2 separate regions of the Homo sapiens genome follow, and region 1 is linked to region 2. A link is an interaction called in ENCODE POLR2A ChIA-PET data of the cell type or tissue named here. Cell type or tissue: GM12878. All regions are shown on one strand.

Region 1 (8,000 bases), 220 kb after region 2:
GAGTCTTGGGGGGCCCAGCCTGGCCCTGGGGCCTTTTCCAGCTACTGTGCCCTTGGGCAGCTGCGTCTGGGGCTCAACCCCCCAATCCTGTTCCCCTCTCCAGCTGCGGGTCTGTAGGCAGCTGTCACATCTGAAGGGTTTCTGCAACCTGGACCCCATCTGGGTGTGGGTCAGACCCTGTGACCCACATGCCACCCCCACCCTCCACAGAGCCCCCTTGCTGGGACAGCCAGCTCACCTCCAAGGACATCCCCTCCTGGCTTCTCCCCCTTCCGAGTCTGCAGCGCCGTGGGCTTCTCTGCCGATGGGCCCGGGTTGGGGTTAAGGTGGGCATCCTCCAGGTACAACGAGCCTGAAGAGCCCCTTTCAGTGCAGACGGGGCTGCAGAGTGACACTGGCTGGGCACCTGCCCCACGACCAATGACAAGGATTTCCAGCTGAATGCTTTATTCCCATAGGGATCTGGACCTGTGCCCAAGATATAAATACTACACTTTTTTTTTTTTTTTTTAACTGACATTGTGAAATTCTCCCTATAGCTTTTGCCATTCAAGCAACATTGTGATCTTTCTTCCCCGCCACGTGTGTGGGAATGATTGAGTCCTGTTTGCAAGCTGGAGAGGAGCTCTCCCTTTGCTAGTACTTTCTCTAAAGTACTAGTCTAGTAAAATTTATTCTTGTTAGAAGGTCAACAAAATATCTGTTTAGCTTTTATGAAGAGTCACCGTAGCAGCCCCCACGGCTGGAAAGAGGCCTGTACGTTCTGGACGCGTTTTGTTGGCTGGGCTTCTGGAGGCACTGGCAAGGTCAAACTGCATTTCTTTAAGAACAGTTGCAGGATCTGGCTCGCCTCTGTGGGAAGCCGGCATTACAGGTGCTTGGTGGATGGGCCGTGTCACATTGCCATCTGGGGTCCTTTGGGGTTTCCAGGTTGTCACCATGCTGTCCCATTTGGGAATCCCATACCTGCCTGTCCCCACTGCGCTGGCTGACCCTTGCTGCCTGCTGCCTCTTGGGAGGGCTTTGTCCCTGCCTCTGAGCTGGTGGGCAGGATGGCTGGGTGGCCCCCAGAGAAGCACAGACCTGAGATGGGGTCTCCATGCCCGGTTTGCTGTTGGAATGATCTGAACAGGACCCCAAATGCCTCTTCCCTCTGGTCATGCCTCACTATCTCTAGGAGCTCCATCCTGTGGCTTCCAGAGTGTGCACTTCCAGCCCACCCGGGCAGTGCTGAGAGGGAGGAGGAGAACAAGGATGGCCCAGCCTCCCCTCCCTCCCCTAGACCACGGGGCGGGCAGCTCGGGTTCCTGGAGGGCTGTTTCCCCCACGCTGTCCCTACATCTGCTCTGATCTAAAATGTCTTTCCTTTTATGCTGCGCCCAGTCTTGGGGCTCAAAGATTTGCCCAAACCTCATTGGCCCTCGTGACTAGGCTCATCTAGATGGTGCTCACGCTGGTGTTTGAGGCATTTCCACTGTGATCTCCACGAGGGGATGTTTTCCGGGACACATCTCTGGCTCTGGGAACTGCCTGACTCACTGAAGAAACTACTTTTCAGGCACTGTAGGGTCACCCATATGCCTCCAGCTCAGTTGACGCTTAAAAACAGGTGCAGAAAAGCTCGCGATGGAAGGTCTTAATGAGAGTGTCTGTCTATGCCAATCATGTAAAATGACGTTTCTTGAAAAAGATTCAGTGGTTCAGCTTTGTCAGCATCATCTCAACACAAGCCTGCTGGCTCTTTTTAGCATCTCATCCAACCATGTCATCGTCCAGATGAGAAATCTTAGCCCAGGTGAGGGGAGTAACTTGCTTGAGGTCACACAGCTGGCTGTTGGCAAAGCTGGGATTAGAACCCTCAACCCAGGGTCCCTTCCTCTGCAGCGCCTACATGGTTGGTTGAATAAGTGGCTGCGTTTCCTGGGGCCCTGGGTTTTGGGGAAGCCAGTTAGCTGCTGCTTTGGCACTGGCATGGAGGTGAGCAGTCAAGGATGCTGGTGAGGCTGCAGTTTCTGCTCTTTTTCATCAGGGGGGATAGTCTCTAGGATTTTTCAGTGAGGACCCTTGGGCTTTGGATGCAGCTTGAACCAAGAAAACGAGGAGGGAAAGGGATTCAGTGAACTATTCCTCAGTGGGATCGGTTCTTCAGCTCCTGATGGGGGCTGTGTAATGGGGGCAGAGGCCAGGGAAAAAGATGCTGTTCACCCACCCTCAGCTTCCCTTTTCCTAAATTAAGAGGAAAAGTGGTCAAAGAAAAACTCTTCATTTCTCCCTGATTCTTAAACGAAGGTGGTTAATAGAAACTCAGGCTCCCGTGACAAGGCAGGACAAGAGCCTGTTTCGCTTTCCTCCCTGACCCTGCCAGGTGCCAACTCAAACACTACCTTTCTCATTGGTTTCTAAGTCAGTAGAGACAGATCTGTTTTAAGCAGTTGGGGGTTCGAGTAGATCTCATGGGTACAGGAGGCCAGCAGGGACCAGGCCAGTCAGCCATGCTCAGGACCCCTCGGCTCCTCCCCCAGCCTCTAGCTACCCTGTATCGAGGCAAGGGGAGGCCAGTAAAGTTTGCCAAGCCTGATCCTGCAGCCTGGTGGGGCTGGCTGGGGTATTCTTTTACCAAACTCTGTTTTACCGCCAGCCCCTTGTACACCCCAATCCCATGTCTCCCTCCCTTCAGCTGGACCGTGTGCCCCTTTGGGAGGAAGAAGACAAGCCCCACTAGGGCCAAGGGCAGCAGAGCCCTGCCGAGTGAGAGGCTGTGGGGCAGCGGCTCTGTCCTGTGCCTTACCAGCCCTGGGGAGGGGGGCATTTGGCTGGAAGACTGGAATTTAATTGCCATCGTCTTTGATTTTGTGACATTTCTGCTTGGAAGTGTGAACTACCCCCCCCCCCCCGCTTCCTGCTCCTTAGCATGCGTGCAGCTCTCTCCTGTTTTGGGTGTTCCCCTTGGACACTCCAGCTCGGGGACTGCTGGCGTGTGAATGTGCAGATTCCCCTGTGTGGTCGAACCTAAGAACTGTGGCTTGGAAGTGATGCTCCATGTGACGACGACTTTGCTTTCTTTCCTCTTAGTGAGGAGGTGATTCGTAGATCCCAACTGCCTATGTAATGTAAATAATGTACATTTAATTTATTGCTATGGTAGCACATTGTATTTGTTAATGTACAAAACAAATTCTAAAAGGTTGACAAATGTATATTTTGTTGCTTAAATGTGTCTTTGCAGAAATTGACAATAAATAACATATTTTGTGTCCATCAGTGTTCAGAGTTCTTTGCATGGGGCCCTGGGCCTGGGGGTCACTGTTCAGTTCACTGGAAGTTGCATATTCTCTGGCCAATAGATGTGTTACTTTAGTCTGAGATGTATTTTTAAACATTTACATTAATTGTTGATGTTTAAAAAACTGACGACAATTAGAAAAGTGGCCGGGCGTGGTAGCTCCCACCCAGAATCCTAACATTTTGGGAGGCTGAGGCAGGAGGATCTCTTCAGCCTAAGGGTTTGAGACCAGACTGGGCAACATAGTGAGGCCCGATGTGTACCAAAAAAAAAAAAAAAAAAAAAACAAAAAACAACCAAAACCCCAAAAAACCCCTAAAAAATTAGCTGGGCAGGTGGCACGTACCTGTGGTCCCAGGTACTCAGGAGGCTGAGATGGGAGGATCACTTGAGCCTGGGAAGTCAAGGCTGCAGTGATCTGTGATTGCAGCGGTGCACACCAGCCTGGGCGACAGTGATACTGTGTTTCAAAACAACAACAGCAACAAAAAAGCTCTGCGCAGTGGCTCACGCCTGTAATTCCAGCACTTTGGGAGGCTGAGGTGGGCGGATCACTTCAGGTCAGGCTTTCGAGACCAGCCTGGCCAACATAGTGAAACCCTGTCTCTACTAAAAACACAAAATTTAGCCAGGTGTGGTGGCAGGCACCTGTAATCCCAGCTACTCAGGAGGCAGGAGAATCTCTTGAACTCGGGAGGCGGAGGTTGCAGTGAGCCAAGATTGCGCCACTGCACTCCAGCCAGGGCGACACAGAGCAAGACTCTGCCTCAAAAAAAAAAAAAAAAAAAAAAAAAGAAATTTTACATAAATCCCAAATTCTGCTGCTTTTAAAAAATCAGGGCCGGGCGTGGTGTCTCATGCCTGTAATCCCAGCACTTTGGGAGGCCGAGGTGGGCGGATCACGAGGTCAGGAGATCAAGACTATCCTGGCTAACATGGTGAAAACCCATCTCTGCTAAAAATACAAAAAAAAAGTAGCCGGGCGTGGTGGCAGGTGCCTGTAGTCCCAGCTACTCGGGAGGCTGAGGCAGGAGAATCACTTGAACCTGGGAGGCAGAGGTTGCAGTGAGCCAAGATCGTGCCACTGCACTCCAGCCTGGGTGACAGAGGGAGACTCTGTCTCGGGAAATAAATAAATAAATAAATAAATAAATAAAAATCAGATGCTGAATCTACTCCTCAGGCATGAGTTGGTTAGAGTTCACTGGAATCTTTCCCTTTTGACTGGGACCTTGAGTGTCCCACAGTCTCCACCGTCCCCTACTGTTTACACCTGGAAGATTTCACTCATTCCTGTTATCTGTTGGTCTCTGTCATGGCTGAGTTTGAGAGCCTGGCTGTTCAGTGATTCGTGTCCATCCTGCGGTGTTCTCCCTCTGCCTGCTTCTCAGATTCCTCACTCACTCCTTCCAGGTTTCCCTCACGGTTGCATGCTCTCTCTTCCCGTCCTCCTCTGACTCCTGAATGGCCCTGTTCTCACATACACTTTGCTTTACACTGCTTGGCTGTACAGCTTGAAGTAATATCTGCATTTTTTTTTTCCTGAATAAATTTGAAGGCAAGGAACAGGTGTTTAAGAATCTGCTGATCGAGCGCGGTGGCTCATGCCTGTAATCCCAGCACTTTGGAAGGCTGAGGCGGGCGGATCACTTGAGGTCAAGAGTTCAAGACCAGCCTGGCCAACATGGTGAAACCCCGTCTCTACTAAAAATACAAAAATTAGCTGGGCCTGGTGGCAGGTGCCTGTAATACTAGCTACTCGGGAGGTTGAGCTGCAAGAATCACCTGAACCTGGGAGGCAGAGGTTGCAGTGAGCTGAAATCTTGCCATTGCACTCCAGCCCGGGTGACAGAGCGAGACTCCATCTCAAAAAAAAAAAAAAAAAAAAAAAAGATTCCGCCATGACTTCCTTTTGTGGTCTTGGGCAAATTCATTAACTCCCCATGATTTGCATTTTCTTTTGTGTATAATTAGAACAATAATTCACATAGCTAGCATGAGGAGAAAAATGAATTTATTGGGAAAGAGCTTTGAGAAATGGCAAGTGTTATGCAAGCACCAGAGGTTCGATAATAATAATAATACGAGCAACTGACACTGAAAGCTCACCATATGCTCGGTGTTTTCCCTGGGTTGTCAGTTCTGTTATCACACAACATGGCACTTCCTAAACATACACCATGGGAGATGGTGCAACCACAGGGCTTATGGCAAACAATGGGGTTAGGGACGTAACACTCAAACACTTTGTCAGTGACGTAAAAATAAAAAGACAGGAACTTGATAACAATTTTACACGTGTTAAATGATTGAGAAATACATAAGGGCTACAATAAAGGCAGTTTAGCTTTAATAAGATGGGAAGTTTGCTTGTGGAATCGGTTGTTGGCAGGTTGTGAAGCGGTGGAAAGAGAGCTTTTCTGAAATTGGATGGACAGTAACAGCAGAGGTGGATGGGTATGGCCCCCGGCACATGGTGTATTGAGGCAGCTGGCAGATGTTGGAGGTGTATGTGTATTTTGTGTGTCCCTGTGCAGCTTGATTTAGCTGGCTGCCGGTTTTGGCACTCACCTAATATTTCTCATGGATGAGGAGCGTAAGCTAAAGGGCAACTTCCATGATACTCCGATTGTTTCCTATTATATCAACTACATTGGACTCCATTTCCATTTTCAACACAACTGCCGTAGCAGAACTCACTTTTTTTTTTTTTTTTTGAGATGGAGTCTCACTCTGTCGCCCAGGCTGGAGTGCAGTGGCACAATCTCAGCTCACTGCAACCTCTGCCTCCCAGGTTCAAGCAATTCTCCTGCCTCAGCCTCCCCGGTAGCTGGGACTACAGGCATGTGCCACCACGCCCAGCTAATTTTTTGTATTTTTAGTAGAGACGGGGTTTTACCAAGTTGGCCAGGCTGGTCTCGAACTCCTGACCTCAGGTAATCCGCCTGCCTCGGCCTCCCAAAGCACTGGGATGACAGGTGTGAGCCACTGCCCCAGCCCAGAACTCACAATGATCATCTAATTTAGTCATCTGAAAAGCCCACGAAGGCATGTATTATTCCCGTTTCACTTAAGGGATCAGTTTCAAATTTCAGTTTGGGATCCAAATCTCATATGCTGAGCTCAATATGAAAGGAAGTTCCAGACTTGGAAGGTTCTAGATGCACAGAAATGTATCAGGAAAAGTGCATCCTGGCTCTCTCTGGTTTCCCTGCCCAGCTTGGAGCCCCTGTCCTGGAACCCATGTGTCCAGCATCCCACGCTTCTGCCATCATGCTGTGCCAAGTGGTGCCTGTCTGAGCCCACGGTTACAGATGTCTTATTTCTCGGGTGTTAGATTCCACCTGTTGAGTCCCCTTGGCTGCAAGTCAAGCTTCATCTTTCACACAAACTCTCTGTGCCCATCTGTACCTCACGGTTCGGCTGCTTCCTGGGTTCAACCCTTCCTCCCAGAAAATGTGAGGTTACCTATATCTGGACACTTTGTGGAGGTGGAACATGTCCTGTCTCTGTGGGAAATGTAGGAGGCATGGAAGTCATCAGCTATGCTGGTCGGTATTGTCCCTCCAAGCCTGCAGGCTCTCCTAGGGTTCTGAAAGCTCCCTGATCGGTCTAGGTGTCTGTGGTCAGGTGTTCTTTCTCCCGAGGTGGGCACGCCTCCAGGTTGGGGCTCAGTTTTAGGACTCTTAAAATCTGTTTTTTCCACTCAGCGTCTAACAGCTTGTAGCAGTCACTGGACATTTTGGGGGTGGGGGTGGGGGTGGGGGCACTGTTTTGCCTGCTCCGTGGGGGAAAAGCTTTCATGAGGAGTCTGGTCAGCCCGCGCTCAGATTTTCCCTCAGTCTCGTTTTTGGAGTGCTCCCTGTGTCCAGCCATGCCCTCTCCCACATGCGCTCTGACCAACCTTCGGTGTCCCCTGGTTCTATTCTAACAACAACATTGCGGTCCAGTTCCCTAAGCTTGCAGTGATCCTCAGTTAATACAACAGTTATTACAACAGTCTCTTGTGTGTTCAGACGCAGCCCTGTTTGTGGTAAACTTCACATTCCACGCAAAGCCCTTCTCACCCATTTCCTGGGGTGGGCAAGCCTGGTGGGTACAGATCTTGGCTTGGGACGTGGCAAAGACGCCCTCCTTGACCGTACTTCAGTCAGGATCCTCTGGCCGTCTCTTCAATGAGGCCTCACACTCGACCTGTCCTTGGTTTGCCAAGGCAGTTTTAGCAAAGAATCTTATAAACCAGTGTGAATATCGCCCTGCCCTTGATATTTGATCAAGTTGCTCGTCCCCCACCCTTGATACCTAGGCTCCTCTTAGTAATTTCCCATCTAAGGAAACTCCTCACTCTGCCCATCGGCTATAAATCTGCAACTGTCCCTGACGTGTCAAAGTTGAGTTCAGTCTTTGTCCCCTTTGCAGTAGTCTTGAGTAAAATCTTCCTTGCCTATTTAACTCTGTCTGGTGTGATTTTTCTTTGACAAATGGCTGGTCAGTTCTCACACCAGTGCCCCTCTTTGTCCTGGTGTGGTAGGGTGGGGTGCAGAAGGGCCAAAGGGGCATCTCATTTTGATACTGCCCCAGGGGAGAGCGCTGGTGAGTCTGGGGAGTCTGAGAAGCAGACACCAAGACAGCGTCAACAAATTATTAGGAGAAGGGCCTGTGAGTGAAAACGGAGGAGGTGGGATATGGAGGAGGCTGGAAAAGCTGTCAGGCTGTG
Region 2 (8,000 bases):
TCCCCACTTACCCCCATTCAACAAGGTTCACCCCTCTTTCCACTAAGAGCCCTGCAGACACTGGAAGGCTGCTTTTTCACCCTGAGTCTTCCCTTCCCTCCCCTTGGCTGGTCACCCCGGCCTCTGCAGCTATATTTGGGATTCCTCACCTGCCTGGGCTGATCTTTGTCGGAAGGGTTCAGGTTTTGCAGGCACCCTGCAGGAGCCCCATGGACACGAGGATGGACAGCTAGAGGCGATGGGCCTCACCCTCCTTATTTACAGATCAGTAAGCTGAGACCCTGAGCAGGGGTGCTGCTAACTTGCGATAGGACAACACAGAGGTGGTCAGGGCAGGGTCGGGACGTGAGGGGCTGCTCTTGTCGTCTGTGACGTGCTGGCCCCTGGTTCTTTTCCTGCTTCTCCATCAGCTCCATCCTTGCTGCTTTCTGACTTGGACCCTCAGCTCTTGGGCACTGCAAGAATGCTGGCCTGTCTTAGCGGATCTTCCATTTTATAACAGCAGCTGGAAATCCGTTTCTTTGTGTGTGTATTTTTTTGTTTTTTTGTTTTTTGAGACGGAGTCTCGCTCTGTCACCCAGGCTGGAGTGCAATGGCACGATCTTGGTGCATTGCAACCTCTGCCTCCCGGGTTCAAGTGATTCTCCTGCCTCAGTCTCCCGAGTAGCTGGGATTACAGGCATGCGCCACCATTTCTGGCTAATTTTTTGTATTTTTAGTAGAGACAGGGTTTCACCACGTTGAGCAGGCTGGTCCCGAACTCCTGACCTCAGGTGATCCGCCCACCTCTGCTTCCTAAAGTGCTGGGATTACAGGCGTGAGCCACTGCGCCTGGCCTGATTTTTGTATTTTTACTAGAGGCGAGGTTTCACCATGTTGGCCAGGCTGGTCTCGAACTCCCAACCTCAGGTGATCCCCCCAGCTCGGCCTCCCAAAGTGCTGGGATTACAGGCATGAGTCACTGCGCCTGGCCGGAAATCTGGAGTTTTAGACAAAATCTTGACAACTAACTGCAGACTTTAAAGAACAGAGCTGGCCGCAGCCTACCCTGCAGACCAGAGTCAGCCGGACCCTCTGCTCTGCTCACCTCCTTAGGCCTCAGCTCTTGTTTCTTTGTGGCTGACTCCCAAGTCCCTCTCCCCAGGTCATCCCCAAGAACAGTGCTCTTGCCCCGACCTCAGTGGCTGGCTGGTCATTTCGGCTCTGTTCCCAGACTGAACTGACTCTCAATTAACCTTTTCTCTCTTTCAGATCCAGTTCTTTTCTGTCACTGGGTTGAGAAGCCTCTGAGTCATGGGGGGGTGGTTCCTCCTGTCTCCCGGTTCAGGCCCATTATCTCCTGCCCAGTGACACAGGCTTTCTAATTAACCTCCTCCTCCGGTCTCTGCCAGCTGTGACTAACTCTTCATCCCTCAAGCTGGCTCCAGCTCTGCCTTCCCTATTACTAGACGCTGGCCCGAAGGCAGACCTTGATAGTGCTGACTCTGATGGGCTTCTCATGCCAGGATGCTGGTGTAGGGACCCCCAGCCCCCATCTGGTGGGGGGCTGTCTTTGGGTCACAGCAAATAGTTTGTTTGTTCCTTCCTTCCCTCCCCCAGGACGGTGGTTCTCAAACTTTTCTACAATTTGGTTTCACCTGGAGGTGCTTTTAAAAATTCTGATGCCGGCTGGGCGCAGTGGCTCACACCTGTAATCCCAGCATTTTGGGAGGCCGAGGTGGGTGGATCACCTGAGGTCAGAAGTTCGAGACCAGCCTGACCAATATAATGAAACCCTGTCTCTACTAAAAATACAAAAACTAGCCAGGCGTGGTGGTGGTTCCCTGTAATCCTAGCTACTCAGGAGGCTGAGGCAGGAGAATCGCTTGAACCCGGGAGATGGAAGTTGCAGTGAGCCGAGATCGCACCATTGCACTCTAGCCTGGGTAACAAGAGTGAAACTCCGTCTCAAAAAAAAAAAAAAATTCTGATGCCCAGGTTGTACCCAGTTCCAATTAAATCTGAATGTCGGAGGGTAGAACCCAGCATCAGTACTTTTTTTTTTTTTTGAGATGGAGTCTCGCCCTGTCGCCCAGGCTGGAGTGCAGTGGTGCAATCTTGGCTCACTGCAACCTCCGCCTCCCAGGTTCAAGCGATTTCTCCTGCCTCCGTCTCCTGAGTAGCTGGGATTACAGGTGCATGCCACCATGCCCAGATAATGTTTTGTATCTTTAGTAGAGATGGGGTTTAGTAGCCATGTTGGCCAGGCTGACCTCGAACTCCTGACCTCGTGATCTGCCTGCTTCAGCCTCCCAAAGTGCTGGGAATACAGGCGTGAGCTGCGGTGCCCAACTATACTTTTAAAAGATCCCCCGTTCATTCCAATAGGCAGCCAAACCTGGGAAGCACTTCCCCAAGGGATACACAAGTGTGGTGACCGTCAGTGGTTGGGCAATGACTCAGGTCAGGCTGGATGTTAAAATGGGCTCCTGGTGGGCGTGAGCCCTCTGGGCCAGGGCTTCTGGTAACATTTGAGGCTGGCTGACTCTTTGTTTTACGGTGCCATCCTGTGCGTTGTAGGGTGTTGCGCAGCCTCTCTAGCCTGTATCCACAAGATGCCCACAACCCACCCCTCACTGTGATAATGAAAATGTCTCCAGGCCAGGCATGGTGGCTCACAAATCCCAGCACTTTGGGAGGCCCAGGCAGGTGGATCACCTGAGGTCAGGAGTTCGTCGAGACCAGCCGGGCCAACATGGTGAAACCCTGTCTCTACTAAAAAAGTACAAAAAATTAGCCGGGCATGGTGGCACGTGCCTGTAATCGTAGCTACTCGGGAGGCTGAGGCAGGAGAATCACTTAAACCCGGGAGGCGGAGGTTGCAGTGAGCCGAGATCGCACCATTGCACTCTAGCCTGGGCAACAGAGTGAGACTCCATCTCAAAAAAAAGAAAAAAGAAAAGAAAAAAAGAAAATGTCTCCAGACGTTGCTCTATTTCTGGGGCAGTGGTATAAAATCTCCCCGACTCCGTTGAAAACTACTGTTCTAGGCCTAGTAGGTTCACCTTGACAGCATTCTCAAATATTCACAGAAGAAAAGGGGCAAAGGACACCAAGTGGGGACCCCAGCTTACTGATTGATTTGTGGGCTTGGCAGTCAGGCAGCCTCTGTTTAAATCCTGACTCTACCAGCTGGGTGACCTTGGACAAGTTACTTAACCTCTCTGTGCCTCTGTCAGTTCTGGTTTTGTTTTCTCACAATCGTGCCTCCTCTTGATCTTCAGCTGCAGCCCGAGGGTGGAACTTGCTGTGTGTGGCTGGGCACTTTCGCCTGTGGCTGTGCTGCTCTGCCCACAGGGAACATGCCTTTGCTGCCCCTTCCCTGTCAGCATCAGGGTCACAACCTGCCCGTCCTTCCAGGGCCAGCTTCCATGCAGCTTCCTCCACGCACAGCCCCTTCCCCATCGGCATGGAAGGCTCTCTTCCTTGTGCCCCTGGGGCAGCCGGAACCTCAGGTCACATGCAGCTCCTCCCGCGCCGTGGGGATCTGGTGGTTTCTGTCTGAGTTCCTCCCCACTTGGGGTCTGAGACCGTGGGAGCCTCTAGCGTGCCCAGCTCGGGCTGTCTCACTGTTTGTTACCCAGGTGAGGTGGCTGTCCCCTCCCTACCTTGGGTTGAGCTGTGAACCAGTAGGTTACCGCAGTGTGGTACCACCCCCCCCAACCCCAACACCCAGCTCATTCTGAGAGGGTGGAGTGGGCGGAAATCCGTGCCTGGCAGACCACAAAGCCACATAACTGACTTTTGTAGCCCTGCCCTGGGGTGTTGGGGGGGAGGGTTGACGGCAGCCATTGCCCCTTTCTTCGGTGCTTTGCCACCAGCAGACGCCCCGTGGAATTGAGGAGCTTTGTTCTACGAGCTCGGGAACGGGACTTGGGAGGGACAGCCCCTGTCCCACCCTGCCATGCCCTGTTCAACCCTGTCAGGCAGCTGAACGTAGGCTGGACCCATGGCTGCCCACCCTGGCTGCAGTACAGAATCACCTAGGGGACCTCGTTAAAATGCAGCTTCCGGACCCCACCCTGGGGCTTGGGGATTCTGCCTCATCAGCCTGGGTGGGGCCCAGGAAACCTGTGTGTTACCAGCGCTGAGGTGCTGCTGATGAGGCAGCTGGCTTCACAGCTGCACGGGAACCAGTGCCGTTTAAAGCACTTTCCCCCACAGTGCGGCTCCAGCAGTCAGGTTCACGTACTCTGGGTGACCTGGGGCAGGCTGCGCAACCTCTCTGTGCCCCAGTTTCTTTGTCTGAGGATAATAACAGTACCTGCACGTGGGTGCGCTTGTTGTGAGGCTTAAATGAGATTATCCAGGTGAAATGGGAACAGAGTGCCTGGTACCTAGTGCTCAACACATGTAACCTGCCTTAACATCTCTGATATTATTATTATTATTATTATTATTATTATTATTATTATTATTGAGACAGAGTCTCGCTTTGTCACCCAGGCTGGATTGCAGTGGCATAATCTCAGCTCACTGCAACCTCCACCTCCCCGGTTCAAGCGATTCTCCTGTCTCAGCCTCTTGAGTAGCTGGGATTACAGGCGCGCACCACCACGCCCAGCTAATTTTTGTATTTTTAGTAGAGATGGGGTTTCACCACGTTGACCAGGCTGGTCTTGAACTCCTGACCTCAGGTGATCCGCCCACCTTGGCCTCCCAAAGTGCTGGGATTACAGGCGCGAGCCACCGCACCCGGCCCCATTTCCGATATTAACAACAGTCCTGGGCTGTGCGGTCACACACGTGTAACTGTGCGATGTGCCCTCGTGCCTGCAGGCGTACCTACGCAGGCACACTGAGCATTGTGTACCGGGACCCAGGCCTCCCTGCTGAGGACAGAGCATCCCTGTGGTACATGCGTGGACGCAGTCACTGGCTGGACGTGGTCAGAAGGGCAGACGTGTGTGTACACAAGGCCCAGACAAGCGGGTTTTTATTTGATTCACACTCTGACCTTATTCCTTGAGTTAGCAGCACCTGGGCTGAGCTCTGGGAGCCCAAGGTGCCCCTTGTTTCCATAGCAACCATAATCTGGTAAAAATAGGCGGGGGAGGGAAGAGCTGGAAGAGGCCCGAGCCGGCTCCGGGGGCATCCTGCCTGCTAAGGTCCTTTTTTCCACATTGCTGACCATACAGAGGTGCTGTTTTGTTTTGTTTTTTTTTTTTCTTAGGATAATGACATGCAAACCTCTGAGTACTCATGACTCAGAATTGACACTTGTTAACATTTTTTCTCATTTTCATCAAACCCTCTTATTTATTTATTTATTTTTGAGACGGAGTCTCACTCTGTCGCCCAGGCTGAAGTGCAGTGGCGCGATCTTGGCTCACTGCAACCTCCGCCTTTCGGGTTCAAGCGATTCTCCTGCCTCAGCCTCCTGAGTAGCTGGGATCACAGGCGCCCGACACCACACCTGGCTAATTTTTATATTTTTTAGTAGAGATGGGGTTTCACCATGTTGGCCAGGCTGGTCTCGAACTCCTGACCTCAGGTGATCCACCCACCTCGGCCTCCCAAAGTGCTGGGATTACATCAAAGTCTTTTTAAAAAACTGTGTTAAAATATACATATTATAAAACTTACCATTTAAAGCATTTTTAAGTGCACCATTCTGTGACATTAAGTACATTTACAATGCTGTGCAAGGATCACCATTATTTCTAGAAGTTTTTCATCATCCCAAACTGAAACTTCGTATACATTAAATAATAACTCCCTATTCCCTCATCTCCACAGCACCCTGCAGCCACCATTCTGCTTTCTGTTTCTATGAATTTGACTGCTCGGTGAACTGTGTATAGGTGAAATCACACAGTACTTGTCCTTCTGTGTCTGGCTTATTTCACTTCCCATAATGTCTTCAAGGTTCATCCATGTTGTAGCGTGTGTCAGAATTTCCTTTTTTTTTTTTTTTTTTTTTTTGAGATGGGGTCTTGCTCTGTTGCCCAGGCTGGATTGCCGTGGTATGATCTTGGCTCACTGCAGCCTCCACTTCCCAGGCTCAAGCGTTTCTCGTGCCTCAGCCTCCTATGTAGCTGGGATTACAGGTGTGCACCACCACACAAGGCTAATTTCTGTATTTTTAGTAGAGATAGAGATAGGGTTTCGCCATGATGGCCAGGCTGGTCTTGAACTCCTGACCTCAGGTGATCCGCCTGCCTCGGCCTCCTAAGGTGCTGGGATTACAGGGGTGAGCCACCATGCCTGGCCTAGAATTTCCTTTCCTTTTAAGACTGAATAATATCCCATTGTTGCATGTATCACATTTTGTTTATCCATGTGTTCACTGATGGACATCTGAGTTGCTTCCAATTTTTTTTTGCTGTTGCGAATAATGCCACAGTGAACGTAGGTGTATAAATATCTGGGTCTCTGTTTTCAGTTCTTTTGGGTATCTATTTAGGAGCAGAATTGCTGATCGTATGGCAATTCTATGTATAGTTTTTTTTTTTTTTGAGGCAGGGTTTTACTGTGTTGCCCAGGCTGGAGTGAAGTGGCATGATCTCGGCTCACTGCAACCTCCGCCTCCCTGGTTCAAGTGATTCTCCTGCCTCAGCCTCCCAAGTAGCTGGGATCACAGGCGCCTGCCACCACACACGGCTAAATTTTGTATTTTTAGTAGAGACGGGGTTTCACCATGTTGGCTAGGCTGGTCTTGAACTCCTGACCTCAGGCAATCCAACTGCCTCAACCTCCCAAAGTGTTAGGATTACAGGCATGAGCCACTGCGTCTGGCCTCTATGTTTAATTGTTTTTGTTTTGTTTTGTTTTTGAGATGGAGTCTGGCTTTGTTGCCCAGGCTGGAATGTAGGGCACAATCTCAGCTCACTGCAACCTCTGCTTCCCAGGTTCATGCCATTCTCCTGCCTCAGCCTCCCGAGTAGCTGGGACTACAGGTGCCCACGACCACGCCTGGCTAATTTTTTGTATTTTTAACAGAGACGGGGTTTCACTGTGTTAGCCAGGATGGTCTCAATCTCCTGACCTCGTGATCTGCCCTCCTCGGCCTCCTAAAGTGCTGGGATTACAGGCGTGAGCCACTGCGCCCGGCCTCTATGTTTAATTTTTTTAGCTTTTTTTAAAATTAAAGAAATAAAACACACACATAAAGTTAAGTTCCGGTCATCATTTCTGCTTGCCTCCGTTCCTCTATTTCTTCCATCCATAGGGGCTACCATTAGCAGGAATTTTGTGTTTTCTCTCAGCCCACTTTATTTATTTATTTATTTATTTATTTATTTATTTATTTATTTATTTATTTTTGAGACGGAGTCTCTGTTGCCCAGGCTGGAGTGCAGTGGTGCGATCTTGGCTCACTGCAACCTCCGCCTCCCGGTTCAAGTAATTCTCCTGCCTCAGCCTCCCAAGTAGCTGGGATTACAAGTGCGTGCCACCACGCCCGGCTAATTTTTGTATTTTTTTTTAGTAGAGATGGGGTTTCACCATGTTGGCCAGGCTGGTCTTGAACTCCTGACCTCAAGTGATCCACCTGCCTTGGCCTCCCAAAGTTTTGGGATTGCAGGTGTGAGCCACCGTGCCCGGCCTCAGCCCACATTTTTAATGCTTTCACATTCATACACAGGTATCTAGAAACATTTATAGTTTTTGTGTGCATTAAAAAGGGACATACCTGACATCCTTTTGAATTTGTGTGAGGTGGCGTTCTGGCGCTAGATTGCCTGGGTTCAGATCTTGGCTCTGACACGCAGCAGCTGTGAGACCTCAGGCAGGTTCCTTCATCTCTCCATGCCTCCCTTTTCTAATCTTTGAAACTGGACTAATAGCAAAGCCTGAAACCTACTGCAAGGGTTGTTTTGGAGACTGAGTAAGTTTATACATGTCTAGTGCTTAGAACAGAGAGGGGATGTAGCAGACACAGGATGGATATATTACCATTATCGTTCTGCATGTGTGTCTGTCCACATGGTTGTAAAGTCTATTTTTTTTTTTTTTGAGAC

What was found. ChIA-PET counts read pairs that join two places held together with the same protein. Peaks named below come from ENCODE experiments on the same cell type or tissue, not always from the same donor. Only the 100,000 strongest peaks of a DNase experiment are listed, where the experiment ranks them.
Region 1: POLR2A ChIA-PET joins it to region 2 with 7 read pairs; 5 of 35 experiments call an interaction of 5 or more read pairs at or near these places.

What each region holds. Positions count from the first base shown.
Region 1 is chr17:3,034,484-3,042,483 of GRCh38, forward strand. RAP1GAP2 (RAP1 GTPase activating protein 2) reads left to right here. Exons shown (of 25, transcript NM_015085.5): 25 at 1-3,258. Among named protein-coding and RNA genes, the nearest start is that of OR1D5, 25 kb to the right of the region's middle. In GM12878, no CTCF peak of the experiment used is centred here; no DNase peak of the experiment used is centred here.
Region 2 is chr17:2,811,042-2,819,041 of GRCh38, forward strand. The region is part of intron 2 of RAP1GAP2 (RAP1 GTPase activating protein 2); the gene reads left to right. Among named protein-coding and RNA genes, the nearest start is that of RAP1GAP2, 19 kb to the left of the region's middle. In GM12878, no CTCF peak of the experiment used is centred here; a DNase peak (open chromatin) is centred at 3,720; H3K4me3 peaks cover 991 bases; H3K27ac peaks cover 541 bases.